Linked DNA regions of Mus musculus: regions 1, 3 and 4 are each linked to region 2. Evidence: chromatin loops called from intact Hi-C (ENCODE). Cell type or tissue: left cerebral cortex. All regions are shown on one strand. Region 1 has its middle 22 kb from the start of 4930429P21Rik. Region 2 overlaps Cacna2d2 (calcium channel, voltage-dependent, alpha 2/delta subunit 2). Region 3 has its middle 13 kb from the start of Cacna2d2. Region 4 overlaps Cacna2d2 (calcium channel, voltage-dependent, alpha 2/delta subunit 2).

Region 1 (8,000 bases), 82 kb before region 2:
CTCTCAGAAACAACCAGAGCTCACCAAAGAGGGACCTTCCCACCTCTGTGAGGAGCATGGCGCTAACTCCTGATCTCTAAGGAGAGGACAGTGGGGGATGGGAGAGCAGGGAAGGACTGTTGGAAAGATTATGGGAAGAGCCAAGGGCAACAATGAGGGTCCAATGACCAGGAGTTGCTCAGGAAAGGGTCACTTTCCTCTGAGTTCACCATCTCCAGGAAATGTTCTCTCTGCACTTCCCTTCTCTGCTGTCTTGGATCAGAGTCCAGGTACCACCTAAGTCAGGGCAACAGAAAAGAGTCAATGATGTTCAAGTGCAAAGCCTCTTAGCTCTGTATACCCTGGCAGGTTCAGAGATGCTAAAGAGGGGGAACTCTGAGAATCTGCTCTGAGGACCCCCCCAAAACAGCCAACATATTTCCCCCACCCACAGACAGACTGGTGGACAGAAACAGAGAACCTCCTGTCTCTGCCCAGCCCCTGACTCCCCACCTCCAACCTCATCCTTATTCCCATGTCTCCTGTGTCGAGGGATCCCTCAAACAGAGTGGCTGAAAGGGTCTGTTGAAACCTGATTATAGGGGCCTCTAATGCTAGGCCTAGGACTCTGATGGCTAATAATAGCTGCCAGCTACAGCTGGGAACATATCAGCAGGTATGGATGTGGGTGGGACCTCGTGGGAGACTCTGTGTGTGTGTGTGTGTGTGTGTGTGTGTGTGTGTGTGTGTGTGTGTGTACATGTGCATGCAAGGCTAACTATGTGGGATGTGTCTGCACAAGTGCTGTACTATGGAAACACAAGGAGGTGTGAGGTTGTGTGTATTCGTGTGTGATTGTACACACACTCCCATCCCCTCTGAGAAACCCTTCTGCAAGGACTCACCAAGCTACTAAGGCACCCCAGCTGCCCTTCTGCCCATGGCCTTACCCACCTCTGCTGGCAGGCTGTGTGGGTAATGTGCACACACAGGGTAATGACACAGCAGATTGAGTCAATTTAGTTTCTTGGAGGAGAGCAGCTGTATGCATCGTGTGGCCAGAGGAGACTGGTGTGTGAGGAACTGAGACAGAAACAGGGAAGCCCGTGTGTGTGTGGAGGGGGTGGGGGTCGTGGTGCTTGGCCAGGATGCTACACTGCAGAAGCACTCCTGAGAGGAAAGACTTTGTGACCAGGAGACCAAGGTGGGACTGTGTGTGGACAGACTGGGAAGGATGCAGCCAGCAGGAGGAGGGCCTCAGTCTCCTCAGCTTGTTGAGGCCTCTCCTATTGTATGAGACAGGATGAGTGCAGTACCCAGCTTTTTCCTAGAATAGCTTGAAGTTTGGTTCTTTTAGCAGGTGTGAGTCTGTCCTGTTGGCTCTGTGGAGGAGGGGGAGTCCTGGGAAGTCTTTTTTTTTTTTAAAGATATATTTATTTTATTTATATGAGTACATGGTAGCTGTCTTCAGGCACACACCAGAAGAGGACATCAGATTCCATTACAGATGGTTGTGAGCCACCATGTGGTTGCTGGGAATTGAACTCAGGACCTCTAGAAGAGCAATTGGTGCTCTTAACCACTAAGCCATCTCACTAGCCCCAGGGAAGTCTTCTTTTAATTGATCCTGTCCTATGACATATATGAGAAGATTTGCTGACCTCACCACTGGAAAGCCATAACTCACTGTAAGACCATACTCTGATGATCAGACTCAGAGCTGCACATGCTGCATGTGATCAGAAGACTTGAGCAGTCATACATAGGCTGCCCTTGTCTGGGCTGTGTTCCACTGGAGAAAAAGATCTTACACACACACACACACACACACACACACACACACACACACAAGTCTTCTATGGCAGAGGGAAGGTAAGGAGGCAGGCCAGGTAAAGGGCTCACAGAATACTTCACCACTACAGATGGTGGTCTCTGAGCTACAGTTTGAGTAAGGGAATTAACTAGAGGAGAGTTTGGAGAGAGAAGCCACTCAGGTACTGAGGACAGCAGGACCACAGTACAAGGCTGAAGAGAACACCCTGTCGAGATGAACCTCGCCTGTGCTTAGAGGCCAAGGCTGGGACACATGGTTGGAGATGGAGTAGTTAGTGTAGCAGGGTGGAGAGAGCCTGTTGGATTGGTCCTAGGAACAACAGGGTGCCAGGAACATTTTGTAGGCCTCCCTGGGGACAGACCCTGAACTGCAGGTTCCTATGTGTTCAGGCACAGCCAGGTTAAGTACCCCTCGGGGAGACAGACCAGGGTGCCCCTGAGAAAACAACGTGTATGCATCAGGACCCAGGGATGGGTGTGAGGCCACAGGCTAGGGTGGCCATGGAGTTTACACTGTAGTATTAGCAGAGAGGCTAACAGAAAGTAATAGGGCATGCCTGTGATCTCGGCACTAGAAAAGCTGAGACAGGGGGTTCACGAGTTTGAGATAGCTTGAGCTACACAGCAAAAGCCTGTGTTGAGCAAACAAAAACAAAGCCTTAAACAAACAAATAAACAAAGTAGTTAAAAGACCATGTAGGACCTATACCAGGCAGTTCTGTAACCGCAGTTCCAGGGCAATCAGAAATCTGTATTTTACGGACTCACAAATAAAGATAAATCTTTAAAGAAAATAAAAAGAAGAAATCAGAGAAGTGAAGGCCGAGTAGGTTGTGATAATCTGGATACAGATTCCAGTTACTTGTTTCAATCAATTCCACTTTTGGCTGAAATAACTCGGGTCAGAATCTTACCTTGAGTCTCATGGACTGCACTGTAGGCTTGCTTAGGTGGAGCGGAGGGGATCGGAAAAGCGAGTGCACGAGAACTGACAGAAATGTAAGGTTGTCCAGGAAAGAAGCTGCAGAGGAGGGGACTGGGATGCCCTAGACCACGGGATGTGGAGTAAAGGGATTCGGGTTGAATGGAGCAAAGGTGGATAAAGTGGGCGTGGTCAGGGACAGCTGGTGAAGCTAACCTCAGGTAACAGAAAGCGATACAAGAATTGGTTCATAAATGGCCCTGAGTGGTGCCAAACGCTGCACAGAGAAGAACTGTGAAGTCTGGAGGGCAAAGCTTGTCCAGTGTGTGATCTTCCAAGTGTGGTCTTTGGGACTTGAGCCATTTCTGGGGCGCAGAAAGGACAAAGCCAAGCCAGGCAGAAACCCAGGTCGGCAGGAGGCGCTGTGGCGCTCAGTCAGCATCTCAGGTATGTAGACTGAGGGCGATCACCCATCCCCCACCACCCAGTGAAGGAAGGGCGTCTCTCAACAAATGTTTGTTGAGCTCCTCCCTGCCCTGCATGCAGGATAAGGAAAGGAGATGTGCGGAACAGGTAGGAGGAGACAGGAAATTAGGGGAGGGTCAAATGAGCAGCTCAAGGTGAGATGGGGTTCATCCCAGACAGGCAGCAAGGATCCCTATATAAGGCAGCAAGGGCTGGAGAGGCAAAGACCAAAGGGTAAGAACGGGGCTAGAACGGGACCCAGTCAGCCTGCAGCTGAGGGTCCAGAAGACTTGATGGCATCCGCATAGGCCCCCAACTGTTTCAGATTCTCAACTAGGGTTCTTCTTCTCCCGTCTATGAAATGTGGGTACCCTATGGCTACCAGGAAGAGGTGCAGGAAACAAGAGCCCCACCCTAGGCCAACCCCTCCCCACCCTACCAGTGGCTAAAAATAAAAGCAACAATAATTTCCTTAAATGAAACCTCCACTTAAACACTTAAAAAGCAATAAAAACTCAATTTTCTTTCTCTCAATTATTTTACTTATTCCATTTTCCAAAAGGTTCACCCTGTTATGAAGATGTATTTTTCCCCATCAGCGGCAGCGTTCTCCGCCATTACTCAAACTGCCTCAGCCTCCCTCTGCCAGGAGGGTCCCCTGGTCTCCGCGGCAACCAAGTGTGTGTGACTGCGTGACTGTGGCCCTGCCACCACTGCTGTTGCTGATGGGGACACTGAGGGGGCATATATCTGCCCCACTTTGGCCCTTGCTCAGTTTCCCAACCTATCTTCTCCAGCCACTCACACCATCACCAGGACTACAAGCCCCTCCCACCAGCTGCTGCCCTCTGACCTAGCCACTCAGGTTTGTCTGAGTTGCGGGGAGGAGACAAAAACCCTCCCACCCTCAGACAAGCACGCAGCTTGTTTCAGAGAAGTAGGCTTGGTACTTCAATCACACAAGCCTGACACTGTAAAAATTGGGTTTCCTGGTATCATTAGTGCTTTGTGATTGGTTCCATTTGTATGGCGCTTGCCTGGTTGCTCATCTCTGCTAATTGTTTTTACTTGTTCTTTCCATTTTTAAACTGCTGTCGTGTTGGCTTTTAATTTTTAATTATTGCTACCCCTCTTTTTTCCCTGTTGGTCCAGACCTCTCCCGGGTAAGGCTCTCGGTGCCTGTAGCTATAGCCAGCTCCCTTTCGATGGCCAGGGCCTAGGACCACCAGTATCTGTCCTTACTGGTCACGACACATCTGCATACTGGTACAGTGATAGAGCTTGAGCCCAGTCTATCCTCCAAACATACACTGGGCACCCAGCATTCAGTCCTAGAAATGATCTGGGGCTCCTAAGAGACAGTGAGGGGATCCACTGGATACAGGGTGCAGTGAGAGCTGCTTTTGTTCTCTTGAGGGACACAGCTATATCCCATCCACCTGCCATCTTAACCCTGCTTTCTTGGGGCCTTAGGCCTCTGAGACTTAGCGATAATACGACTGTAACCGTGCCCTCTGTCTCCAACCCAGTAGCTGTTCTCAGCTTTCCTCTGGATGATCTATATCTGGTCTCCTATTCTGATTTTTTTCTCTTAGTTTGCCCAAACGCTTTGTGCCTCTGCTCCAACCTAATCATAAATGTTCTAGAGTGCCCGGGCAAATTCAATCCTTTCCCCTAGCGGTGGCCTTACTGGACAGTAGATGCTGAGTTCTCACATGCCATTGGGCTTCTGCACATTCATAAAACAGGGACTATCCACTAGCCCCCAAAAGAGATGGGATGCGCTCAGAACTCATTGCTAAGAAAGGCAGGGTAGACTGAACCCACGATTGTGGCAGTCTTTCTGGGGCTGTTCAGAGGATGCTGGAGAGTGTGGGGGCTCCTGGGGCTTGGGATGGGCAGTCCCAGTGTTGGTCCAAAATGTCAGCATTTACCCAGACCCTAAAGTCATTTTCCCAATGGGGACTCTGAGGTCCAAAGGATGAGAGTGACTTCTGATTTAATAGGGATTCGTCTATGAGGCCTCCTTACTGTTGGGGAGATGAAGCAGGACGTACCAGTGGCCAGCATAGGAAAGAGGATTGGCTGTAATCATTGGTAGCTGAGGTTAGACTCACCTTGTTTGGTCTGTGCTGCTACAGAAAGACAAGAAGGGGCAGAACGGAAAGGTGTTTTATTAGTGTTTCCTTGGTTGGTTTTATTTGTTTGCTTTAAGACAGAATCTCATACTGTAGCCCAGGCTGGCCTCAAGCCTGAAGCAATCCTCCTGCCTCAGCTTCCTGAGCTTTGGAGGAGTGAGTCTAGTTACTCAGCTTAGAAAGGCTCTTTTACTGAGCACGGGCAAGGCCACGTTTAATCCCTAAAACCATCTTGTTTCAGAGGACTCAGGCTCAACTAGGGGCAATGACCAACCCTGACTTCACTCCTGGCAATCCCAGACTCCCCTGGTATGTGCCAGAACTCTTCCTCCCCAACTAAGGACTAAGTATGTGTTCCAGTCAGAGGGTCATCTCCACCTCAACCCTTTGTGAGAAGAAAGCTGTAAAAGAGCCGATAATCCCAGCACTCGGGAAGCAGAGGCAGTCGGATTTCTGAGTTCGAGGTCAGCCTGGTCTACAAAGTGAATTCCAGGACAGTCAGGGCTATAAAGAGAAACCCTGTCTCGAAAAAAACAAAACAAAAACAAAACAAAACAAAACAAAACAAAAAACCCCAAAACAAACAAACAAACAAAAGAAAAAGAAGAAAAAAAAAAGAAAAGAAAAGAAAGCAAGCAAGCTGTAAGAGGCCTGTGGAGCAGAGACATCGCCTGTCATGCTAGCCCTCCTCCATGACAAGCCCCCCAAGGTGGGAGATGGGGCTCCCATTTTGGAGCAGGTAGTTTGACAGTTTGCTGACAGCATCAAAGAGGGAAGAGATGCGCGTCTGGCCCCAACTTGGCCTCTACTAAAAGCATCCCGGTGTTCGTGCACTCTTCATCCTAAACCGATGGACTTCAAAGGCTGCGCTGGAGGAGGTGAGGCATCACTTAATGGCATCGCAGGCAGAACTGAAGAATTCAGAGACTGCTGCTATGGTTGCCTTCCTAGTATACCTGGTACGGTTCCCACAGCAGTCCCAGAAGACTGGAAGCCCCAGGTTCTACCGCTCTGTTAACCCAAGGATTTGCTTCCCCACTACTCCGGTGTCCCAGACTTTGGCCCCCTGCGGGCAGCGGACAGTGCTGCTGGAGCTCGCTGCTGCGGAGGGCAGCACCACCTGGACCGACGCACATGCGCGGAGCAGCCGCCTGGCCCTGCCGCAGCAGCCCGTGCCCCCCGCCGCCTGTGCACGGAACGCGCGAGCAAAGCAAACAAAGACGTATTGGTTTCTGCTCTATTAGAGGCGCAGGAGGGGGGAAATCAATGTTTAGTAAATGGGAAAAGAGAAAATCGTTCAGGAAAGACAGTCTATTTCCAAGCCGGAGAGAGGTTCGTAAACAGCACAGGCCATTGCGGAGGAAGCACGGCGAGCCATAAAACTCCCCCGAGCGGAGGAATGTTCACTTAGCGCGGCCGGCTGGGCAGGGTGCAGCGCTAACCCGGGTGCCTTAACACTAGACGCCCAGGACTCCTCCAGTAAGCAGAGATGGAGGAAAGGTCCTGGCTTGTCAGTGCAAAGTCCCACCTGGGCACCTCTTGTGTACTGCACGGCTTGCCCCTAATCCCTTTCATGTTCCACCATTGCTCACTGTGTCCTCTCTTAGCTTACTGGAGGCTGCCCAGAGCGGGCAGCGACACATCGCCCTGACTCTCCTTCACCAGCCTCGCCTCAAAACTCTAGTCATCCTAACCTGAACTCGGTTGTGTTCAGAAGGGTCAAGACTGCTTTCCAGAAAGGAGAGTTTAAGCTGGACCTTACTTCTGCAACGTTCTCCAAGTTAAGAAGGGAAGGGATGGGGACCTAAAGTGAAGCAATGTCCTACACAAAGGCCGAGGTTCTTGAAAAGTGATCACAGGCTGTAAGAGGATGAGTCTGGCCCGGGAAGGAGTGGTGTTGCTGGAGAAGAGGAGGCTTGGATTGGAGAAATTAATTGAAGTGGGAGTTGGCATCTTGGTAGTCGGAGGTACCTCAGCCCACACTTGGCCAGGCTGCAATAACTCCAAAGCAACTAGAAAAGCATCATCGCTGGATGGTGTGTACCTAAGGGAAGCTGCAGATATGAGGGTGAAGCTCGAGCATGTCCTGTTGGAGCCTCTTAGGATAGGATGGGTGTTGACCTCCTGCGATGGCTGGGACTCTGCTCCTTCCATCCCCACTGGGTCTTGAGGCTGGCATTCCCTTGCTTTAGAGAGGGAGGCTCAGCAGCACGCTTGCGACAGAGCCTTTGTCCTCTCCATTCATCAAGGCGCAGCAGGCTGCGCAGAGAAGTATTGAATTTTAGCTTAAGATGGATGGCACGACTACAGTCTCCTTTACAAATGAATTATATTTTGTTTACCATTTGTGTGTGTGTTTGTGTGCATGTGTGCCACGTGGGGGTATAGGTTTCAGGTCTATTCTGGTGAGGGGCATGCTCCCACCGGAAGACACAAGTGCTTAGGGATAGGAACTCAGATAAGAAGGAGCAATGAGAATGTAGGCAGCGTTTGCAAGAAATTTGATAAAGAAAACACCCTCGTGGGTGGGGATGAAGGAGGAGGATTTAGGGAAGGGAGGCCATTTTTACTATCAGTGTTGCTGCTACTGCCATATTGTCTCAGGACCACTCTCCTAACCAAGTCCCTTCCAAGTGAGCCCGCTCAGGGCACCGTGTATGATC
Region 2 (8,000 bases):
CCACGGGTGTCTGGTGTCCTCCCGCTCCCCGGCAGTGAAATAAGGGGAGACTGAGGTGCTGAGCAGGAGCTGAGCCTGCTGAGGACCCACCAGACGCAGGTCTGCAGCTCACCAGCCCCCGGCTCAGGAAACCTTTGAGTGATGGGCACCAGCATTTTCCAGAATCAGGGTAGGGAGCTTCCTGAGAAGGTTTAGGAAGGCTATGAGTGATGAGAGGGAGAGTGCATGTCCCCTCTGGGTTTGTGTCCCCACTGTGTGTGTGTGTGTGTGTGTGTGTCCTGAGTGCACTCATGTCCCCAAGTGCACCTGTCCTTGGCATATCTTTGGTATGTGCAAAAGGCCCCTGTGTCTGGGTCCTATTGGTTTCTTTGTGCTTTCAACTTGTTCTGCGGAAGATGTAAAGGCACTTACAAGGATACATAAAACTCAAGAAGAGCTATAAACTGAGAGTGGGAAAGAAAGAAAAAGTGAAAAACGGAGCTGGGAGGTACTGACAGAGGAAGTAAGCACCATGGCTCAGGTGTGAGTGCTCCTTGTATCAGGTGTGAGTGCTCCTTGTATCAGGCGTGACTACTCCTCGTACACTCATTAGCACCCTTCATGTGGGCAGCATCAGCTTGGCCCTGGTGCCCGCTGCCTTATTGCTAACTCAGATTTGAGCTATGTGATCAACCTGCATCGAGGACTTGGGGGGCAAGCCCAGTGTCTGCTGGGACCCAGCTCAGAGGCCACTGCTGACTGGGTCATGTCTTTACTCCCACCAGGTCCCCCACATCATTAGGAGCCTCTCCCATAGGAGGACTTAGGGCTGTGACCTTCGGGTAGCCCTGGCCCTCTGGAAGCTGCACCGCTCCGTTGTTTAAAACACTGTCCATGGTTTTGTTTTGTTTTTGATTTATTTATTGTTATACATAAGTACACTGTAGCTGTCTTCAGACACCCCAGAAGAGGGCATCAGATCTCATTATGGGTGGTTGTGAGCCACCATGTGGTTGCTGGAAATTGAACTCAGGACCTTCGGAAGAGCTGTCAGTGCTCCTACCAGCTGAGCCATCTAGCCAGCCCCCTGCCCATGTTTTAAGGTGGCTTTGGAACACCTCTTGAGGTCTGGATTGGAAGAGCCACAGAGCCTTACCCAGGCCTGGGGCTGTCAGCGACAGGCATCTTCTGTCTAAACACAAGATACAAGCGGAATCTGTCAGTGACTCCCTCGGTGCCGGCTGTGAGGGAGGAGTTAAAACCGATATGTGACGTAGGCTCGGGTGTGTGTGCTTTTCTTTCCTTATTTATTTATTTTTTGTTTGTTTTTCGAGACAGAGTTTCTCTGTATAGCCCTGGCTGTCCTGGAACTCACTTTGCAGACCAGGCTGGCCTCGAACTGAGAAATCCCCTGCCTCTGCCTCCAGAGTGCTGGAATTAAAGGCGTACGCCACCATGTCCAGCTTCTTTCCTTAATTTTTAATCATTTTTTATGTGTACCAGTATTTTGTTTGCATTTATGTTGGTGTACCATGTGAATGCCTTGGCTACCGTGGAGGCCAGAAGAGGCTAGCAGATCTCCTGGAATTGGAATTACAGACAGTTAAAGCTTCCACGTGAGTGCTAGGAACTGAACCCGGGTCTTCTCAAGAGCAGCAAATGCTTACAAATCTCTCCATCCCCAGCAGGTGTGTTTGAAGCTGTCTGTGGAGATAGGTGTGAGACAAAAACACTGGGGTGGCCTTGCCCCAGATGGACCTCTTGACGCTGTGTGGGAAGCCGCAGCCACCACACAGGCTTACTGCTATCTCTGCTTTTATGCCCCGCTGTTACCATGTGAAGATCTCATATTTTCACAAAATCAGCCAGCTCCTAGGCTCTGGCAGCCTCTCTCTCACGACAAAGGCTGCAACAGATGTAGTCACTGTTTAGTGACACCTTAATCAGTAAGTCTTAGCAGTAAAGGATAGCCTTTGAGACCAGAAAGTTGGTCCTTGGAGGACAGCGTGTGCAAAGAAGGTCCCTAGGGCGTTGGAAGCAACCCTGCAAGGAGGCCTCACAAGAAGCCTCCATGATCCCACATTCTGACCATCAGTCTTTGAGGAATGTTTGGAGCAGCCGGGCTGAGAAAAATGAATGTCCCTCCTAACGAGCAGGGCTGGAATTCCAACTCACGTCTCTAAACATTCTAGGGCATAGGAACGAGGGATGGGGAGACTTTTCCCTTTGGACAGACTCTGACCCCTGTGGCACCTCAGTTTCTTCATCTTTGGGACAACAAAGTAGCTGGCCTTGTCACCAGTTATGATAGAGTATGAACAAGAAAGCCTAACTGGGGGGGGGCTCTCTCCAAGCAAGGTTTGTTTCTAGCCACTCTAGAGTCTCTGAAGGACTCTTCAGAGATGGTGTAGAGTGGTACACCAGCCCCTGTACCACTAAGTCCCCTCTGCTGGATCATCCCAGTAAGATGGAGGTCAGGCAGGCAGAGGCAGCAGGTCCTATCCTTTGCTCTCTGGCTTCTAGAACCACACATCAAGCCAAACCTCCAACCCATCTTATGTAAGAGTTCCCAGGGTGAATTTCTGCTCACTTTAGGGCACGAGAAATGGGCATCTCCGATGAGATCTGTATAGCCAAGGGGCTTCTCAAAGCCGTCATTTTGAATGAGGTCACATCTTGGATCTAGAAAATAATTAGAAGCCTCCCCAGCCCACCAAGGGCACATTGAGCATCTACCCACCCCAGATCCCAGACCCTTCCCAGCATTCTGCTCCTAAGAGGTCATAGAGAGGCCTCCCTCCAGTCCATTTCATAGACCCCCTCAAGAATGAGGCAGAGAAGAGAAAGGGTTAAAAAAAAAGCCGAGGCAGCAAGGCGGTCATGGGGCCTGGACTCTCTTCTAGGGCTGTCAGTGGAAGAAAGCACATTCCTTCCTCTGAGGGCAAGGTCCTCATGCAGAGGTAAGCTGAGGCAGGGCCACTCAAGTGAACGAGGGTGTACAGGACAGACCTGACTCATCTAGCAGCCAAGAGAATAGCAATGTACCCAGGGTGAGCAATGATGATGGTTCAGAGAAGTCCCCTGCCATGCAGGCATCCTTTAGAGTTTCCAGACAATATACCTGGGTCCCAGATCCTTGATTTCCTCAGCTGTAAAGTGGGAGTAGTGGCCATGGGATTGTTGAGGGGACTTAGGGTTATAAGTCCAAGCCCTGTGGAGCTGCACAGAGGACCTTGTCACCACTGTCACTGTCCTTCTGTGGCTGTTATGATTCCCATGGGAAGAAAATTCGCGCCAACTGGATGGGAAGGCAGTAGGAGAGAGTGCAGCCAGGGTGGGTGGCAAGGGGCCACAGATGCCGACACAAACAATCTGTTTCTCATAAACATGGGCACCCACACCAGCCGGCCGCCACCCGCGACTTGTACGAGTTGGGAAAGTGCGGGTATGTTTACTCTCACTCCCCCGTGCCAGCTGGTATGCTGGGCACAGCTTCACTCCCAGCTGCCTCGACAGCCGGCAGCTCCCAGCTCAGGGAGGGGAGTGTGAGCAGGGGCCCCTGGATCTTGCCTACAGTTTGGTTCACCTCGGGCTTGCGTCGCTGATATTTTCCCAAGACAAAAGTGGAAGACAGGGTGCTGAGAGTCTCCTTGGCAGTCGGTCACATGACTAGGCTGGGTCAGAGCTGGGTTTCTGGTTTTTAAAGCTCCATCTGGGGCTTCAAGGTACCCCTGTATTGAGTTTAAACAACAGGTGCCCCTCCAGTGGGGTCTGAATCCACTCCTTCTATACCTCAGCTACCTTCTTGGCATCTCAGCACCCTCCAGACAGAAAGGTGCATGCTGCAGTAGGTGCTCTGTTGTTGCAATAGGTACAATAGGTGTATGCATGGGCTCTGCTGTTGAGCCCATGTCCTGCGGATGCTGAAGGATGTGTGTTTCCGGTTCTCTGCTCTGTGAGCATCATCTAGACGGTGTTATTGGCAGAAAGACATATCTGCTGAACCCTTGAGGTTGGGCAGATATCCACTGTGAGGTATCCCCATGTCACTGCATCACATACCTCCAGGCCCAGTGGAGAGTTTTGAGTCAAAGAATGGTGGGAACTTGGAGGTAAGGGCTCAGGGATGCTACCCAGGACCTCCTTAGCAAGCATTAAGTGGACCATACTAGAGTTATTGCTTGTGACCTTGGATTTGGGTCATGAGTGGCTTTGGCCAATTAGAATTTGGTCTTGAAGCTGGGCCATGATGGCTCTCACCTTTAATCCCAGCACACAGGAGGCAGAAGTAGGCAGATCTCTATAAGTCTGAGACCAACCTGGTCTATAAGAGCAAGTTCCAGGATAGCCAAGGCTACACAAAGAAACCCTGTCTTGAAAAATCTAGAAAAAAAAAAAAGAAAGAAAGAATTTGGTATTGAAATACACTAAGGTCTACTCTCACCCTATTCCTCAAGGACCGGGCCATTTGGGAGGGTTTGTTATCTTTTTAGTAGAGACATCCATACTTCCTCTCTCAGTTCTGGAGAGATAGCTAGGTGGTTAAGAGTACTTGTTGTTCTTTCAGAGGACCTGAGTTCAACTTCCAGCACCCACATGACAGTTTACAATCATCTGCAGCTCTGGTTCCAGAGTATCACTCTCTTCTGGCCTCTGTGGGCACCAGACACACACATGGTACACAGACATACATGTAAGTAAAACACATACACATAAAACAAAACTAAATATTTTTCCCTCAAGTTTCTTTCATCCTTTGCCTGTCCCAGAACATCCCCTCGGTACAAAGAGAGCCAGGATGTAGGTAAAATTTAGTCACACACTTGAGTATCACATAGGCATATGGCCATGGGAGTATGTTATCTAATTATAGTAGCCTGGAGCCAAGCCACCATGTTGGGTGACTCTATTCGATCCTTTAGCCTCCTTGACAGCCAGGCTTGCATTAGTTCCAGTGACAGGGAACATGTTACTCTCTAAGCAATGAATGCTTCCAGGATTTGGGAATCTTGGATTGTAAGAAAGTTCCTTTAATTTTCCTGGGGTGAGATGGGTTCCTCTGTTCTCAGTAACCCTAGGAACACTGGAGAAAGGACCTCTCATTTTGGAACTCGGTGGTGGAAGCCAAGACTTTTGCCACATGAGATTCAGGCCACAGTAGACAATCAAGTTTACCAAGACTTTAAAGTCATAGTAAGACTGGTAGGACTGAAAGGGTGGTCAATGTCTACAATCACAGGACTTGGGAGTCTAAAGTAACAAGACCAGGAGTTTGAGGGCAGCCTGTGCTACAAAGTAGCAAGGATACTGTCTCAAAAAAGAAACAAACTGAAAATAAATCCCTGTCAAAATCCAGACTTGTTTCGAAAAGCAAAAACAGGGCCACACCCAGGAATAGGCTCTGCTTCCTCTATCCATGTGTAGGGTAGGTCAAGGAGAGGGACTTTCCTAAAGCCACTTTAGGGACATTTCCTCAGACTGGCCCAGGCTGGGATGATTTTTTTTTCCGGTTTATTGTTTTGTGTTGGATTTTGTGTCTTTTGAAAAACAAGAGATTGAGCCTTTTTATGACATGGATTTTACAGCTTAACGAGGCAGCGTAATTTCCCATTCTCAGCGGCAAGTGCACTTTTTACACTAATTGCATAATTAGACATAATGTACTAATTGCAGTAATGGATGACAGTCAACTAAACTTTAACTTTAAAAACAGGGAGGCGTTGCTGGGGGTGGTTGGAGGGACTTTATCCCCCCTCCTTGAGTTTTGTGAAGGAGATGGGGAGCTTACCTATGAAAGGTCTTAGCAGCTGCCTCTTAGGGCCCAAACCAGAGAGCCTCTGGGCCCTTCTCCCCTGCCCGGGCTCACGGAAGAGTATGCCACCAATGTGGTGTGCCCCCTCGGGAATGTGGGCTGTGCAGGTAGGGCAGAGCCAAGAAAGGCATCACCTGTGGCAGAAAGCCCTCCCCTGTGTGCAAGACTGGATTATAATGGGCTGGCTGCATCTGCCTGTGATGTCCTCTAGACAGTGTCCCCAGGCAATCTCTACTCACTTGTTAGCAGCGTAACAACCAATGTCACAGTATACAAACCCTGATTGTGACAATACACCGTGTATGGCTGACCCACCATGGAACCAACCCACCATGGAATGGTGGCAGTTAACAGTTGTGAGCCTGTTAGTTAGGAAGTCTGGTGAGTGGCGCAGGCTGGTGCCCAGACACTGACTGTGTATTGGGGGCTCCAGTGGCTCCTTGCCCTTGCCTGAGTGTAAGTTCTGTCCCTGGCAAGTGAAGCTGCCTGGAGAGTTCTCAGTCACAGACACAATCTAGTCAGAACACCCTGCATTAGGGCTTTCATGTTCCTAATGTGGGGGACCCTCTTAGTCCCAATAAGATGAGGCCTGTACCAGATCTGTCTTAGGTGATTACGTGGGAAAGAACTCCAGGTGCGTGGCCGTGCATCTCTCTTCCCAGTCAATGGTGATTAGTGGGATGTCCTGACTCTTGATGAGGATAGGATCTTGGTTAAGCAGCCTACTGGGGGTGAGGTCAGGGGCTTCACTCTGGCTCTGGTCTTAAACTGGTCACTGCCTGCTCTCCACTCTTCTAACCTACTTGCTGGTCTTGGGCTATCTTTTTTTTTTAAGATTTATTTATTTTATGTTTATGAGTACCCTGTAGCTATAAGGATGGTTGTGAACCTTCATGTGGTTGTTGGGAATTGAATTTAGGACCTCCAGCCCAAATATTTATTTATTATCATAAATAAGTACACTATTACTGTCTTCAGACACACCAGAAGAGGGCGTCAGATCTCATTACAGGTGGTTGTGAGCCACCATATGATTGCTGGGATTTGAACTCAGGACCTTCGAAAGAGCAGTCAGTGAGTGCTCTTACCCACTGAGTCTTCTTGCCAGCCCAGTCTTGGGCTATCTGTGACCCTCACTTTCAGTTTCCCTAATGTCTAGCACACCCAGCCTGGCAGTCAACACCGATCCTTGGTGGCCAACTCCAGGAGCCTCTTCCATAGGAGTGTTAGCTCTGCCATTTACAGTCCATTTCCTGCCCTCTCCATTAGGAACATGGAAGCTTGAGGGGCTGGGTAGTTAAGACACCCACCGTGGCTGTCAGAGATGTGGTAAGAGAAGGTTTAGGGAACGGCTGCTCACCTGGGGAGAGCAGGCTCTGAGTGGGGGCTGGGAAGCTGGAGCACCTGGCTGGGCCCCACGCTGAGCCTGAGCCTTTGAGGAGACAAACAGAAGCGAGGCAAGCCTGCATCAAATCTTTCTTGTTCCATTTTCTCTCTGATTTAATTTTCCAGAGATTAGGGCTCGTTCACCTTCACTGCGGAGAAGCCTCAAGAGTGTGCCTGTTTTTACTCCCAGGGTTATGTGGTTGGTTAGAGGATCCAGCTAAGTCTGCCAGTCCTCTGCCCCCTCCCCTCTGGAGTGGCTGGCTTCCCCCTGCCCCAGCTCTTCAGTATCATCACCATCTTGTCTGCCCCAAGCTCCTTTCTGGTTGGTCAAACTCCCCAGTTCATCTCTTCAAACCCTTATGCCCCCTTTCTCAAAAGTCTTACCTTCAAGTTTAGAGATGGATGCAGAGGCCAGAACTGTGAAGCACCCCAAGGCAAGGGCTTTGGATCAGATGAGCCCCGTTCTGTTCCTAGCTCTTCCATGAGCTTCATTCCCTTCTCTTTGGCTGTTGAATGGGGATGACAAGAATGGACTGTCTTCCAGGGGCCATCGTGAATCGGTGAGGCCAAGCATGCAAAGCACCTGCCCCAGAGTAAGCCAATGGGACACCTTCTATGACCTCCTCCCTTTCCTCTCTTTTCCCTCCTCCCTCTCCCTCCTCCTTTCTCTCCCTCCTCAACCTTCTCACCCTGGGCAGGTTAGTAGCTGGCTCAGGCCTAGGCGCCCCCCCACACACACTGTTGCCAGCTTTCTGGGACTTTATATAGTACCCCTGATGGGGTCTGTCCATGATACTTGTCCTGAGGTCTTTTGTCGCCTGTG
Region 3 (8,000 bases), 71 kb before region 2:
TCTCCTTAATCCCCTCCTATTCCTCCTCTGCCTCTGCGGTGCTGTGGTGCTGAGCCCTCGTGGCTCCCGCACTGTAATCTACAGCGCAGTTGCTCTGTGTCAGTGATTTAAATCCTCAGATGGAGCTGGTGACAGCTTAAATGGCTGCCATCTCCTCCCCATATCCACCGGGCCCTGACGAGGCCCCATGGGGAAAGCAGGGTTTGCTAGGTGGGGTTCAGACAGTATTTTCCAAGTTTGAGGGGTGGTCGGGCTGCTGTCCCTTGCTCCTGTGGAGGGGAGGGAGCCACACACGCTCTCTCTTTTCCTTCACCAGTGATCAAGGAGAGAAAATAAAAACCTCCATAAATACCAAGGAAACAGAGTGTCTAGAACCTGGCGCCTGTGCTGTCCCACCTGCACACAGGGGAAAGGAGAGTGGAGAACACAGGAGCGTGGCACCTGGGGTCCCTCTCTGCAGCCTGTGCTCTATGACAGCAGGGGACAGGATGGGACTGGAACTCATCTTCGCTCAGGCCCAGTCACCCCCAAACACTACCGGTGTTTAAACGCAACCCTCTTGGGCCCCCTTCCCTTCTCTGGGGTCTTTACCACTACACAGATCACTCATCCCTCACCTCCATCTTTGTTCAGAAACTCTGTCTATATTGAGATACTAAGGTGTACAAAGGTAGGGTTTGCTAAGGTTGCCAGTGGGTAGACATCTAGAGAATAAAGATGTCTTCTCCTCCTGGGTTCCTCTCTGTCACTGGGCTGAGGGTGGAGAGTACAGAGGCAGAACAGAGTGCCAGTTGTTACAAAGACTTCCTTGGCCCAGTGCTGTTTGTTTGGTTTTGTTTTGTTTTGTTTTGCTTTGCTTTGCTTTGCTTTGCTTTGCTTTGCTTTGCTTTGCTTTGCTTTGCTTTGCTTTGCTTTGTTTTGCTTTGCTTTGCTTTGCTTTGCTTTGCTTTGCTTTGCTTTGCTTTGCTTTGCCTTGTTTTCCCTCCTGCCTCTTCTCTGTGTAGCCCTGGGCTGTCCTGGGACTCACTCTGTAGACTAGGCTGGCCTTGAACTCACAGACATCCATCTACCTTTGCCTCCTGAGTTCTGGGATTAAAGGCATGCACTACCACCTCCTGGCTTGGTCTTCTGGTTTTAAGATAACTTAAACCAATAGGCCAGACGATATAACTGCAATGCACCTGCTGAAAGACCAGGCTGCTCCAATTAGGAAGGTCCGAGGACTGAGTTGGAGTGGCGCAGGTCTCAAATGGAGGGGGAGCAGTCTCTGCACTGCTTGAAGGGTATCAGAGACAAAATTTGACCTTTCTGGGACCTAAGTTTGATAGGGGAAGATGAAGCTTTTGTTAGCACTGCGCTCCTGCTCCAGATTTAAGGAGGACCACTAAAACAAACAAACAAACAAACAAACAAACAAACACCAGAGGTCTAAAGGAAGGAAAGGTGGAATTTTCTAGAAGAAGGACATGTGGAAATGATAGGTATTTTAGCCAGAGAGAACAGCATAAATAGAGCTGCCCTTTCAAGGAATCAGAGCTTATGAAACCTGGGGGAAGCATGACAGAACTCTAGCTAAGGAAGAATAAACACAGATCTCACGACCTCTCCTTGTCTTGTGTGAGGAGGCAGACTAAAGCACCCTTGTCTTCCAGAAGCGAAAACTGAGGTTCAGTGGGAATTAAATGACTCGTCCAAGGTCAACAGTTTTTGAGTGGCTGAGCTGTGACATATGCCCAGGTCCCAGTGCCATTTTTCAGCTCTGACCTGAGCCAGGATTCAGACTAAACTCAGGCTTGTGGCTTGCCAGCCTCTGAAACCCTTGCAAATCCCTCCTGGGAGTAGGAAGTGTCAGAGGAGTAATTAAATGATTGAATGAGCAGGGCCAGTGACTGGAACGAGGCACCAGGCCACACCAGGTGTCCTTCCAAAGAGCCACATGTCCCCACGTGGGGGCTCCAAGAGCTTGCACTGTAGGGGGGCCTGTCTTCCCATCACAGTGGGAGTCAAGCTGACTCAGTACTCTGTGCAGAACTATGGAACAGCAGGCTCAGGGCTTAGTTGGGCAAACTTCCCTATGCGTAACCAGTTCCTGCCACCAGACTGTTCATAGCATGGAGGGTAGACTCTGGACAGACTGGTTAGTGGCCAGCTGGGCTGGGGGAAGGGGGATGACTTCTCCAGATCCATTCTCAACTTGAATTAGTTCCTTAAACTAAAGCAAGCTTGGGGGGAGGTGGGAAACATACCTGGGGTTTCTTCCCCTATGCAGAACTCTGACCCAATGTCTTAGCCTAGCTCTCCCCCTCTGCCTACCATCCCAACTGCGTTAATGACTTTTTAATAAATTGAAAAATTGTTTCAATACCAGATGCGATCCTGGGACATTGTTCGTGACTGTATTGAGCTTAAGTCAAATGCTTTGCATCCCCAAATCCGACTGATTAATAATTACGAGGAGAAAGTCTGTCTTTACTGTAATGTGTTTAGGAAAACTGATGGATTTAATTTTTTTATCGGCCAAAGTAAGAAAATGTAATCTTTCTGAAAGTATCTAATACAACAATGCACCATAATTAGTTTCTCTGGAAACAGGCATAATGGAATAGAATAATAAATCACTTCTCCCATCCCTTCCTTCTGATGGAGAGAGATTTCCTGTCTGTGGGGCTGGGAATACAGCAGGGAACAGGGTTGGTAGGGACGAGGTGGCCATGGCTGTGTGGCCTCATCTCCTCCCCACTGACTGGGCAGATGTCGGCTCTACTTTTCCAGGGTCACGGGGCACCGCTTCCTCGTTCTCAGGTCAGGCTCCAAGCATTTTGTCAGAGGTCAAGACCCAGGATTTAGGAAGACAGTAACTCCTGCCTGTCTCTTGGCTCCATGTGGGCTGTCTTGACTACCTTCCTTGTCTAGGCAGCCTGGATACAGGGCCTTGAGAGGGCAGTAGTGAAAAAATGATTATTTTGGCTGAGTATTTAGAGATCCTGAGATGAGGGAGGTGAGGCAGGTGGGCAGAGGAGGGTATGTAATTCACAGCTGAGATTGCTCACAATATCTAACCAGCATGGTCCTTAGCCTGAGTTCTTGTGGCAAAAGAGATGTTAAAAGGAGGGAGGGGTAGAAGATGGATCCATCCCATCCCACTAAGAGCTATATGAGGAATGACTTACCCCCACTTCTCCAGGGGTGGCTTTACCAGACAGAATTCAGTCTTCCTGGACCTTACTCCCACTCTGGGGCAGCCCTGCCTGGCAGCTCAAGTCTTTAGTCTTCATCCCCTGCACCCCAACCCTGGGCCAACACCCAAAGTGTGTACTGTTTCCATCAGACTCTGGATTATAGCCTGCCCGGACCCCCCTCCCCCGCCCCCTTTGCTGCCGACAGGCCGCAGGCCTGCAATCAGTAATGACAGGATAATTGTTTGTTTTATTGATCATGGCCACTCTTCTGTGGCTCGGTGATGGATGATGTGAGAGGGGACACACCCTCTCGCTCTCGGCGCAGGCACCCTTCATACCAGGAGAACTAGAGATGCTTTTTCTTGGTCCTATTCAGTTTACCACCTCACTTCCCCCTGCTCTATGACAATGGAGCCTCGAGGCTGAGCCCTACTATCTCAGATCTGCAACCCAATTCCTTCTTTCTCCCCACTCTCTATCCTCGGATTTCTCCCTATAGCTCACACTTCAGGGGGACCCTTACCTAAGTTAGAGGTCCAGAGGAGCAGTGTGTGACTAAGGTATCCCAGAAGGTGTGTTACAAATGCCTGCAGACTGCAGGGTCCGTGAACTTCCCTCTTGAACGCTCTATACACTCTCCCAGCTGGTTTCTGTCTCAGCCTCTCCCATGGTAGGTACCTTGGCTACATTCTGGGCCAAATGTACTGCCTGAGCCCAGGTGAGGCTGCACCTTCACCAGTTCCATTTCTGGGAGACCCTTTGGGAACAGGACAGGTGTTCAAGTGTGCTCAAGTGCTATTCTCTCCTAAGCCTGTCCCCAGAGAGACCTCTGCTCTAGGAATCCCTGAGCCTCCTTGTCTGTCTACCTGAGTGCAGTTTACATTTGAGAGCCAGAAGTGAGAAAAAGGCTCACACAGGAAGATTAGGGACATCTCATTTCACCCCTCAGGATCCTGATGGACCAGTGGCTGGAGAAAGTGGGTATCCAGGACTGGGGGGGGGGGTAAAGGGGAGAAGGAAAGGGGGGGGTGTCATTTGATGCCCTGTCACTTAATCACTTTGCTCAAACTAAAAGTAGGAGTGCACCTTCCTGCCCCCTGGTGGTCAGGTGAGGCTGCATGGTTGGCTCTAGCTATCTAGGCAATGAGAGCAGTAAACAAAACCTGTGCTATTTCTAAGCTGGCCAAAGAATTCATCAACTGATGTGAGTCCTTTAGAGACCCCATCTTCATCTGCCATGACAACAGTCAATCTTCCAGGCTTAGCGGTTTGGTCAGCCCGCTCTCCGTGTGAAGATGGCATGGAGCAGAGAGTCTCAGCTGACCCATGAAGGACATGGAGCAAGGAAAAGAAATAAACCTTCATTATTCTAAGTCACTAAGATTTGGATGACTGTTATTGCAGCCTAACGGAGTCCATCCTGGCTGACATAAGAGGGAAGGTAGGCCCTCCTATATGAATCAGCCTATCTCCACCATTAATGGGCATCCCTCCCTACGCCTTGGTTTCCCTACCAGTGACCTGTCTGTCTTTTGGGACTGTGGGGAGAATCAGATAAGGGGAGAGCGTGAAGTCCTTGAGTCATGGAAGAGTGAACACGGTGTTTGTAGGTGGGGAAGGTGGCAGTGAATTATTGACCCTGGTTGGAAGGTGCTGTTGCCGCTGTGAGAGTGACACAATGTAGTGATAGTCACACTATGACAATAACAGCAGCTCTGAGCTGTTAGTAGTAGTAGTATTGGTGATACTGTTTGTGCTGGTGAAGAGGACAAGATGCACACATAGCCTTGGATGGACGGGAAGGCCTGGAACATTGATTAATTACCTCCACTGGACTGGCTAATTGTCCACTGATCTCTGCTGTTCAGGCACCCTGCCTGTCTGGTCCTGGCAAGCCTTCCAGAGCAGGATTGCATGGTGTCAGGGCAGAGGTTTTCAGACCCAAGACCTCTTTATTTGCCTTAGATGAGCATATCCCAGTGAGCCCAGAGCAGGCTTTTCCTGGGGAGCTGGGTGCTACCTGCCTGGGCAGCTGTACAAGGCATCAGATGGTGTTTTCTTAAAAGCTGATGGGTACAATATGGAATTGCCATGTGCTGAAGGTTTGCTCTGTGTGCAGACTGAGAAAGCGGGGGTGGGACGGCTAGGGGCTGGCCAGCAGAGCCTGCTTCCAGAGCTGCTTCCAGAGCTCAGGGAAACTGCCTTGTACCCATCAGAACCTTTGTCCTTTGACTCAGGATCTCTCATCAGTTCTGGGCAGTACCACAGACTCAGGAGCGATTGCCCTGACTTGCTATCTGGAACTCTCTGGCTACTAGAGGAGGGGGTTCTGCATCAGACACACCCAGAGTGACACATTTGACATGGTTATCTGAGTGAGGGCCAGGACAGAGTAGGTCTTTGGCTATACTTCCATCCCCAACCTACTTCTCTGGTACTGATGGGCAAACTAGGGTCAGAAATGGGTGAGGCAGATTGTGAAGAGCTGGGCCAGAGAGCTGTGTTCCTGCCTCCCAGTCAGGACACCTCACATGACACCTGAGTATGTCATTCTAACTTTTGCTGGAAGATACAGATGAAAATTAGGGGGTAGGAGGGAGAAACAAAACAAAACAAAATCAAAAAAAAAATCAGTACATTCTATTTTTGCTGAGTTGGCATTTCTGTCATCCCATTTTGAGGGGCATGTCTTGTCTGCTCTGAGGAGGTGAGGTGGGAGGGAATAACTCCATTTAAAAGCAGAACTAAAAGAAAACATCCACAGGCCCCATTTCACTGCACCAGACACGATGAGCAAACCATGGTCGTTAACATGATAAAAGTCACTTTGTCTGGGTGTAAAATTCATTTTCCCCATTTAGCACATGGTGCATTTGCCTCCCGCTGCAGTTCCTGGGCTGCAGTCTCTCCCCAAGAACATCCTGAGACTGTCCCCATTCCCATTAGGCAGGGTGCCTAAGACCTAGACCTCGCAAGGCAAGGACCCCAACTCCAAGAGGAACTCACCATATAGTTATTTCTCGGCCACAAGGCAGCTGCCCCACCCCTGAAGCCTTGAGAATGACCTTTAACCTTCTGATTCTGCCAGATCGGGGAATACTTGGCAGGACAGATATGTGGAGCCTTTGAGGACCCCAAAGACCTCCAACTGGCTGGATTGTTGACTTGGTTCTGTCACAGAGCACCTATAGGAGCTTTTTCTGCCTACCATGTACCCCAGCCTTTGCCTGTTCTTTATTAGCCCTGGGGGCCTGCCCTCAGTGTAGGTCTTCACCCCGCTTCCAACTCTCAGAACAGAGAGTTACCAATGCCTTACGCATGCTAGGCAAGGCCTCTATCACTGACCTACATCTCAGCCCCTGGAGGCTCCTTAAACAGTGTATCAGGGTCTCCACGTGGACTTTTCTGGAAAAATAGGACTCCGGCAAGCTTATGGCCCAACCTCGGGAGACCTATAAATTGTCCCCACCTCATCTGTCTGGGAAAAGGGGGTCCCTGTTCTTCAGATTCCACAACTCGCATGTGAAGGAATAGCCCTGGACTCCCGAGCCAGAGGAGCACAGCTCTCAGCTTCAGGGCTGGAGCCTGGGGAGCGAGGAGGCCCCAGCCCCGGTGTCAGGGTGCGGGAGGCGCTGTGTGCATGGCGGGCGGGGCCAGCAACAGCTGTTCACTTACTGAAGCTATTTTATAATATTGCCGGAGCTTTTAAAATAATCCCATTTCTGCGGAATATTCCCAGCTAATTGGAGCTGTCTCTTTCTTATTAAACAGAAAGGTTATAAAAATGTGTGTTGAGGGTTTAAGAGCAATACCTCTCGGCTGCTCTCATTGTTATGACAAAGATCACATACCGGAAGCCTGCACTTGGCGGGCTAGGCCAAGCAGGCTCTGGTAGCTGGGCTGGTATGGAGCAGGCACAGGGGCAGGGGCAGGGGCAGGGGCAGGGCAGGGGCAGGGGCAGGGGCAAGGACAGGATCTGTCAGAATCTCCCGGTGGGACCTTGCACAGCACCGGCTTGAGGAATGGCAGCCCTCCACAGAACAATTGCTCTCTAAACACTTAGGCTGCTGTGACAGGGCTGTCCATCACCCAGGCCTCTGACTGGGAGAATTCGAATAATTTACTGAGAGTCAGAAGGAAAAGGGGGAAAGTGATTCCAATTAGCTGAGCCAGGAAGCAGATGAGCTCGTCAGAGCCTCAGCTCTGGAAGACAGATAAACAGCCTTGGCTACACGATGGGGTGCAGTCCCCAACATCAGTTCCAGCAACTGAGAGACAAGCAGGCCCCGGGGACCAGGAGCCCCCCATTCTTCAGATGGGAGTGTGAAGCCTGCAGCTGCACAAAGGTTACCCCAAGGTCACTCCACAATGAGTGAAAGATGAAATGACTGAGGCCTGCCCAGGACCAGACTTTTCTTGCACCCCAGTCTGGTACAGAAAGTTCTACTTGACTCTGTTCTGGGAACCTTGGGACCCCTTCATTTCCTCCATCAGAGTAACCCCAATTACAGTCTGTCATATATTGGAGTCTTCATCAAATTTAGTTCTAAAAGAACTTCCCTGTTTTTTAAAAAGCTGGGTCTTTGAAGAGGCAGAGCTAATCTCTGAAGATCCGCTTACAGCCTGGCTGTTGTGCTATCTGCCCATGTTCTCAGGGGCAAATATAATCAGTCCCAGAGACTCTCCCGGAGCCTTGCTAACAGAACATTCTAGACTGACCTGGACCCTACCTCCTGGTCCTAGTCTCTTATTTCTCTGTGGGAAACTTTTTGTTCCAACTTCCTTCCCCCGTATTCCCCAACAGCTCCTAAGGTTCTGCCC
Region 4 (8,000 bases), 53 kb before region 2:
CGCAGAGCCCCGCGCTCCCTTGCGCCCCTCAGCCCGCGTCTGCCCCTCCACTCTCCACTCCGGGTGTCGGGGCGGGGGCTCTGGTTCCCATGGCATGCTGCAAGTGAGGGTGTCGGCTACAAACCCCCGTGGGCTGGCAGCCAGGGTCCCGGAGCTTCTGGCTGCGTCGCGAAACTTCCTTGCGGTGCCCTGCTTCCCATAGACCGCCCCCACCCCACCCCCTGCAACGGGACAGAGCAAAACATCTTCAAGCTTAGGGATGGGGTGGGGGTCGAGTCTGCCAGTTTATACTCCTGCCACTGTCCGGTGATAGAGGAGCCTGAGGTTGGTCGAGAGAATGGCCAACGACCCCTGCCCGGTAGACTTGGAGCCAGGCATCTGCCCAGTGTTTTATCCCTGGTGGGAACCTGGCGCTTTAGAGTCAGACGTGGGGTTACATCCACACCTGTCTTCTTGGGCCTTTTCCTTGGGGGGGGGGAGCGATACTGGATGCAGAGGGTGCCAGCGCCTTCTTGCTTCGGTCAATGTCACCTGTTCTTGATCGCCCACCTGAGGGGACGTCCCTGGATAGCTCAATAAGGAGGTAAAGGTGCTGGGGTTGGGTCAGAAGGTGAATGACAGGGAGGACCCCTGCCTGCTCCTGATGCTGACACTGTCGCTCCTGCTACCAACTGGGTAATAGCATTTCCAGGTTCTGCCAGCTCTTGCTAGTGGTTATTATGGTCAGTCTGAGCCTCTTCACCTTCCCCAAGATCTGGTAGAGTCGGGCAGATGTGTCTGGATAAGGAGTGGGTATTCTGCATGTGGCCTTTAGGACAACATCTGTTTCTTGACACCGTGCCTTAGCCATATGTCAGTGTCCAGACACCCTTTGGGGCATGGCAACCACCGTGCTTCTGTTTCCTGTCCTCAGCTTTAAGGAGCCACCTGTCCCCAGACTCCTTCACGAATGTCCTGGCCTAGGTTTGGGCATGAGAGGGAAGGGTCTGGCCCCAGAAAAGAGCCTGACTAGTCTGCGTCACAAGAGCAGTTCTGCCCTTGGGTAGGAGACCCCGGCTCTGCCACAGAGCCTGTCTACTTCAGCTGGTAGGTTCTCTCAGATGAGGAGAAAACAAACTCAGATGAAGCAGGGCTCGGACTCAGTCTCCCTGTCCTCTCCCTTATCATCACTCTCCTCACACAGCCCGGCCGTGTCCAGGAGGGTGATCAGTTGGCAAATTACAGGTGCCGCACGGACGTGTCCTCTGTCAGCTGTCTGGATTTTTCATGAGTGGATGGGGGGTGGTGCGGGGAAGTTCAAGGGTTGGTGGGTCGTGGTATTGTCTTTCATTTGCTGCGATGAGACTGGATCGAAACTATAATGTTTAGAAAGAGCAAAAGCATGTTTTTTATTGTTCTTTTTTTTTTTCTCAAAGCCAAGCCATTTTTTTTCTTTCCTAGCCATTTCCCAGTCCCTCCAGTGAAGGTTTAAGTAGTTATCTCTTTCTCTCCTCTTTCCTGCGCGTACACTGTCTCCCTTAGGACAATGTCAGACCCCGTTCACAGGGTACACCTGTCCCTCTGCTCTTAGCCAGAAGATGTTAGGTGGGTGTGACTACAGCCGCACATTTCCAGCTGGACACTCTTCCCTTGTTGATGTACTTGGAGTTAATTTGAGGGTTTGGGACATGCCTTGCAAACCATAATTAGGGGGATGAGAGAGGGGCTGAGGCTCTTGGGTCTAGCTGACAAATGTGTGACATCCAGGAGGATTTGCCATGACAGGCAGCGCCCTTCAGCTGCCCTGGTCCCATGAATGCAGATCTCTATTGATCCTTGGAGGGAGGAAGGGGACTCTTGTAGACCCCTCCCAATGACTGCGCTGGTTCTGGGTTAGGGCTTTTGTTAAACTGGCATAAAAGGCTGGGGCTGCTGCCAGGGCCACAGGGCTCTCTCTATGGGCTGCTCAGGGCTGAGTGGCACCCCTTAGCCTTTTCTTGGACCAGAGTAGCCAGGCTAGGAGGACACTGATACAGGTGGATTTTCAAGATGGAAAGTAGGACTGTCAGCCTCATGGTCCCGGGGTAGCAAGCCTTCCATGGGGAGGGCTCTCAGTGATTAAGTATACTCTCCTGAGTGTGGTGCCGTGGGAAGGGAGCTCAGCTTCTCAAACTGCTCGGTTTTAATCAAATGCGGGTTTAGGATCTGGTGGCCGTTATCCCTGTGATCGCTCTGGCAGCGTGGCTGTCTGCTATCGGGTGAAATGAACCAAGCCATTAGATTGCAAAGGGCAGAGGAGTTAGCACTGGAGGGAGGACGGGGACTTTGGTTTTAGGAAGAGGGGCCTCTCTCACCCTACCTGGATCCGCATGGGGGTTTCAGATGCATGTGTCATGCATGGGTGTGTATAGTCTCCTGTCTCGGAGGATGGAGCCCTAGCGTAGCGCACACTCCCTTTTACCTGCTTCGTTCTGTTCCCATTTACACCCACCCCAGTGGTCAGGCCAGCCAGTGCTGCTGGCTGAGAGGCAGTTCTTGCTGCTAATGGCCCTGATGTATTCTGTCTCTCTTTGTTGCCCCACACTCCAGCTATGGGGTTCCCCCCCTTCTCGTCTTACCTCCTCTTACCACTCTGTACCTAACCTGGCCTGCTTGCCTTTTTGTCCTTTCTGTTGGGTTCCTGTACCCAGTCCTGTGCTATCCCTGGGTTCTCTGTCCCCTGCTTAGTAGAGTAATGGTTAAGTGCTGATTAGAGTACCCGCCTGGCTGCACCTCTTCACCTAGCTCTTCTCTAGTGAAGTGATAGGTTTGGTGCCTCCCTTCCTCTGGCATGGTTGGGGAGCAGTGAGGGCCCCCCCCACAGAGGCTTGCACCCCTAACAAATGAATGTCTGTCAGAGTACATAAGTGCTTCTCTTCTGGGTGGGCAAATGAGGAGCAGCGCTGTGACAGGGCATGCGTCAGTCTAGCTACGGTTAATGGTGGGTGACGCGTGTCTGTCTGGGCCTCTGAATAAGTCTCCATCTCTCTGTGGCTCTCCCTGTTGGTGGGAGGCAATATTACATGTGTGGATCCCCCCCCCCCATCCTTCTAACAACCTGCCGCAGCTTTCTCAGGAGGGAGGGGTGAGGCTTCCAGGTCTGCTGTCGATAGAATGCACCACTGCCAGGTGCCTGCACCCCCTCCTGGGGTTGAGAATTTGGGGGAGACCTTTGGTCTTTCTGCCCTCTTATCAGGCTACTCCTCCTGGCTAGAAATGTCGGGCTAATCTCCTGAGAAGGGAAGAGGCCCACTTTAAAGTGGGTATCTTCATAGTCTGAGGAATCTTCTTCCAGATTCCTCACCACAGACGTCTCTGGGGAGACACTGACTCCAAAGTAAAGCGGGCACCACAAGTAGATCAAGTGAGCCCTTCAGCAGTCAGCGTCTCCTTCTCCACTCCACTTGAATGGAGGTGGATGCTACCAGCTCCCAGTGCCTCACAGGCATCCAGTGGTTCCTGTCAGCTTCTTGGAGGACACAGTTTGGAGGCGGGCTGGGTGTCAAGGATAAATAAGCCTTGCATGCTCCATTTTGGTCATCTTTTGAGATGACCTTGCCTTGATTTTCCATACCGAAATAATACAATCTTAAGAGGCTAGTGGGGAGAGCCAGTGGGGGAAGGGCGGCCTCCAGTGGGCAGCTACAACTCAACTTTCTTGGGCAGCAAGGCAGTGACTGTTTATCTCTGCATCAAGTTCACAAGCCAAGGCTGCAGAACCTTAGCTGTCATTTACAGTGCCCCCCTTAACTATTTTTTAATTAGATTTATTTATTTATTTATTTATTTATTTATTTATTTATTTATTTATTGAGACAAGGTCTCACTCTATAGACCAGTACATATGTAGACCTTTGAGTACTGGGATTAAAGTGTGTGTCACCATGCCTGAGTCTGACTTTCTTCCTGTCTCTATTCACCACCACCCTCCATGTCCAACTGTCCTTGGTGACCGGTGGGGGAGGATGCTATGAGGCTCAGGGTGGATTCCCCTCACTGAGCCCAAGATGGGCTGCTTGCCTGTACTACCAGCGTGTCCTCAGAATCCCCAGCCTGGGGTACTGAGCCGCACAGAGAGAAGGACCACCCAAAGCCCACATTTCCTAAAAGGACTGAAGGGCGATGTTCTGTCAACCCCAAGGGGATGCTGGGATGGGAACCCAGGGGAGGTAAGGAGAGGAGCTAAAGACCCAAGTGTTTTAGGAGGAAAATGAAAAGGAGGAGGATGTGGGAGGTGGGTGAACCCTCCCCGTCCCCCTCCACTTTCTCTCCTCCCCTACCACAGCACGCCTCTGTGACCTTGCTTGCTTTGTCCCTCTTTCTCCTCTGGGTCTCCTACAAGCCTGAGGGGCCATCTTTGGCCAAGGCTACCCTGCCAGCTCTACTGTACATGCCACCCTCCTTGTGTGCATGCTGGCCATCATGCAATGGCCCTGGGGCCCAGAACTGTCTTTGTCCTAGTGCTTTCACTGTGGCAAAGCCTGCCGATCAGGGTGCTGAGCCGGGGTGTGTGTGTGTGTGTGTGTGTGTGTGTGTGTGTGTGTGTGTGTGTACTCCATTTCCAGATTCTATTATGATTCTAGAAGGAAAGGTCAGGGGGCTGGTAGGGCCTGGTTTTCAATGCATATATGAAGTTGGAGCCTCTCAGTTATTTTTGCCAGGCCCACAAGACTTCAGAAGACTCTGGCCTTTTAGGTGCTTGAGAGTGTGCTGTCTGCACACAACAGGTGGGGCTGGGGTGGAAGGCCTTAGGTTCTTAAGGAAGGGCCCATTGATATTTCGAGGTTACCTGCAGCTTTAGGGGTCAAGGCAGGCAGGCCCTGCACAGTAGCATTGTGTATGGTATGAGACTGGTCTCTTTCTGGGAAAGGTCCTTTCTGTCTTGCAGCCCTCAACCCATTCCACAATGGCCAGGGAACCCTTGATCTGTGTCTTCCGGTGATTGGGTCCTAGCCCCGGGAGGGGCGCTGGGGCCTAAGGTTCCCAAGGTCCTCAAGGTAATAGTGATGGCTTTCCCATCACAGATGCAGCCTTGCAACTTGCTGAGGAGAGCCTCCTCATGACAGGTTTGTTTTTCCTGGGGCCCACTATCTAAACACGAAGCTACAGAATCAATATTCGGATCCCCGGAGGGAAGCGTATGTGTGATTTGTACTTCTCCCTTTTTTTTCTTAAAAAAAATTTTTTTTTGTTTTGCCTTCCCTTTTTCACTCATTCTTTGCAACCTCAAGAACCGCATTAATGTCACTAAGGACCTCAGGGGTGGGGAAGGTGTCACTACCGATGACCACTGAGACTGAAACGCCCACAAGTGCTTCTGGAGTCCCTGTAGAAGGTTTCTGGGGACTTCCTTAAGGACTCAGGAGTTCTGTCCCTTGGATGCACACAGTTTGAGCCTGACCTTATGCAGACAAGTCCTGTCCTGCTTCTATGAGACTCATCAGTTCATATGGTTGTCCCCATCCCTCAACCTGTCCCTTATCCTGGTCCTGTTGTTCCCTATGGCCCCACAGACACCCTTAGCTAACTGGTCTGGTCTGATTTTCTTTGTCCACAGCTACTGTTCGTGCTAGAGGCTGAGCCTGGTGCCAATGGGGCTTACTAGGAAACCTTGCTTAGCTGTGTGTGTGTGGGGGGGGGGACTCTTTACTTTGGTTGGGTTGCAGCTGTCAAGAGCAAACCCAGCAAACTCAGCCCAGCCCTTCTCAGAGAGCCAGCTTCCTTGGTGACCTTGGGCAGAGGTCCTTCCCTCCTGGGTCTCAGTTTCCTTTCTCCTCAGATCTCTCGACTCTGACATTCCAGCACTCTAAGAAGACAAGTGTGGGAATCTGTCTTCTGTCTCCTTTCTGCACTCCATTCTAGCAGGGATGAAGTGTGACCCACCCCAATCTGGCCCTGCTCTTTTTGTGTGCATGAGGTTGTCTGGGCCTGGTACCTTGGGTGCCTTGAAGTCTCTTTGCTTCTGACTGACCCACTTTGGGTTAGATTAGCCTAATTGTTTAGCAGAGAAAGAGGAGAGGAAATCTTTTCTGTTGGTCATTAACCATCTCTCCCAACCTTAAAAATGATGCTCATCAGACAAAGGGAACAAGAAAGGAGACCTCCCCACCCCAAACAGTCTCCCTTCCATCTCCTTAGATCCTGGACCCCTTGTTTCTACTGGGTTACTCCTTCCCGGATAGATTCTTTCTGAGCAATGCCCTCTCGGTATGTCCCTGAGAGTGCCCCCTCTAGGAGTTCATGACCTTGGGTACTTGCTAGGCTTCTCTGGGTTTTTGAGGTCTCTGTGCTACTTCCTTGAGTAGGGATGGCATGGATCATGAGGGATAGACCTACTTCCAGGCCCTGGATCTAGGAGGGTACACAAATACGGCTGTGCCTGCCCTGAGTGCACCTGTCTCTTTACCTATAGCATCCACTATTCAGTCAGATCCTATAAGGGAACAGCCTGGGGCCAGTTATAGTTTCTGGGGTTTTCCTGTTGTACAGGGAGGGCCCTTACTTTGGCCTGAGTGTATATGTAAGCTTTATGTAGGATTGCTTATATATGTATGCTCATGAATGCCTTTGCAAATGTGTTGGCTGTCCATCATACTTGTTTACACGTCTACTTGTGTGCCTGTGAGTAGGTGTGTGCTTAGGTGTATTTGTGCTAGCAATGGTGTTTGTATGCACATGGGTAGGTGTGCATATGCATACGTGTTTGTATATGTACACAGGCACAGGTGTATGCACACAGGCACATATGACCTCATGCCTCTGTGTGTGTGTGTGTGTGTGTGTGTGATGCAGGCACATGGCAGTTTATCTCTGCAGCCAGAATGTGCTTGCCGTGCCCACCTCCTGTACCTGCCTTTGATGTGAATGCCAGAACTTGGTGGGCGAACGCTGGCAGAGAGAAACAAAGCCCCCTGCTTGTGAAGACCCGTGTTTTGCAAACTTTTATGTCAGGAACAGCCTGAGTTAAGGCTGAGCTGGAAAGTTTGATCATCTACCAACTGGCAGGATGACAGTCTGCAAAGAAAACACACAGAGGCTACGTCCTTGTAATTCAAATTTCTGCGAGCTGAATGGCATTCAGATTCACTGGAGGACTCGGAACTCAGAGGCGCTCTATGCGGCCTTTGAGAAGTGAAGTGTCTTTGTAAGTAGCCCTTGCATGGAGAAAGTCTGTAGGGGTCACGTGGAGAAGGGCAGGGTCCTGGCACTTTGGAAAACCTTTGGCTGTGTGACCTTAGGCTGGTGGGTTTCCATCTCTGCACACTTCTCATTTGCACCCTGAAAGGCAAGGGGCATCTGTAGCAGGTTTCAGGTCCACGTCCAGTGCAAGATGTCCAGGAGGTCAGCAGTCGCCATTCAGAATCTAGACTTGAACCTGTGTGTTCTATTCAGTGTCTCTAGTGAGATTCAAGGATGCATTTTTTTTTATGTGCTGAATCTTTGTGAAATTGGCTGTCCTGGTACCCTACATTAAGGCACTGGCCTTTGGGGCTATCCAGATTGTGGCCCGGTGGTCCTGATGTCTGAAAGAACTGTAAGTTTAATTTTATTGGTGTTCTTAATGTCAGTATGTTGGGAGGTGAGCTGGCCCAAGATTCTATACAATTTGAGAAGTGGTAAATGTAAGGAAAGGCAAAGGTGCCTACAATGGCCCAGGAGCCTTGTGGGGCAGGGGTTTCTCTGAAGGGGCAAGGAACCTGGGTGAAACCGGCTGAGCACTGTGGGCCGTGCATGCATCCTGGACTTAGGAGGGTCACAGCTACCAAAGCTGCAGGAGAGCCAGATGCCCCCATCTGAGGGAAACTGAGGCCCAAGGAGAGGGAGCGAGTCTTTAGACACACATTTATGTTGTGAGCTCAGGCTCAGCACATAGAGCTTGAAGGATGATCCCCCATGTGGCCATCTGCACACTGGGACATGTGGTCATTTGTCTTAAATAGCCATATCTATGGCCTGGGGTGAGAGAGCAGCGGGAACCAACC

Evidence for each region. A loop is a pair of places that touch in the nucleus more often than their neighbours do. Peaks named below come from ENCODE experiments on the same cell type or tissue, not always from the same donor. Only the 100,000 strongest peaks of a DNase experiment are listed, where the experiment ranks them.
Region 1: a loop joins it to region 2, with 2.6 times the contacts of the local background. A loop is called at or near these places in 22 of 42 quality-filtered maps.
Region 3: it touches region 2 in a loop (3-fold over the local background); 5 of 42 quality-filtered maps call a loop at or near these places.
Region 4: a loop joins it to region 2, with 1.9 times the contacts of the local background. A loop is called at or near these places in 3 of 42 quality-filtered maps.

Annotation. Positions count from the first base shown.
Region 1 is chr9:107,371,627-107,379,626 of GRCm38, forward strand. No RefSeq gene overlaps it. Among named protein-coding and RNA genes, the nearest start is that of 4930429P21Rik, 22 kb to the left of the region's middle. In left cerebral cortex, CTCF peaks have their summits at 3,144 and 6,398; no DNase peak of the experiment used is centred here; H3K4me3 peaks cover 530 bases.
Region 2 is chr9:107,453,436-107,461,435 of GRCm38, forward strand. The region is part of intron 2 of Cacna2d2 (calcium channel, voltage-dependent, alpha 2/delta subunit 2); the gene reads left to right. Among named protein-coding and RNA genes, the nearest start is that of Gm34037, 33 kb to the right of the region's middle. In left cerebral cortex, no CTCF peak of the experiment used is centred here; a DNase peak (open chromatin) is centred at 3,425.
Region 3 is chr9:107,382,627-107,390,626 of GRCm38, forward strand. No RefSeq gene overlaps it. Among named protein-coding and RNA genes, the nearest start is that of Cacna2d2, 13 kb to the right of the region's middle. In left cerebral cortex, a CTCF peak has its summit at 4,298 (motif pointing left); a DNase peak (open chromatin) is centred at 5,267.
Region 4 is chr9:107,400,313-107,408,312 of GRCm38, forward strand. All of the region lies in intron 1 of Cacna2d2 (calcium channel, voltage-dependent, alpha 2/delta subunit 2), which reads left to right. Among named protein-coding and RNA genes, the nearest start is that of Cacna2d2, 4.4 kb to the left of the region's middle. In left cerebral cortex, a CTCF peak has its summit at 3,021; no DNase peak of the experiment used is centred here; H3K4me3 peaks cover 1,109 bases.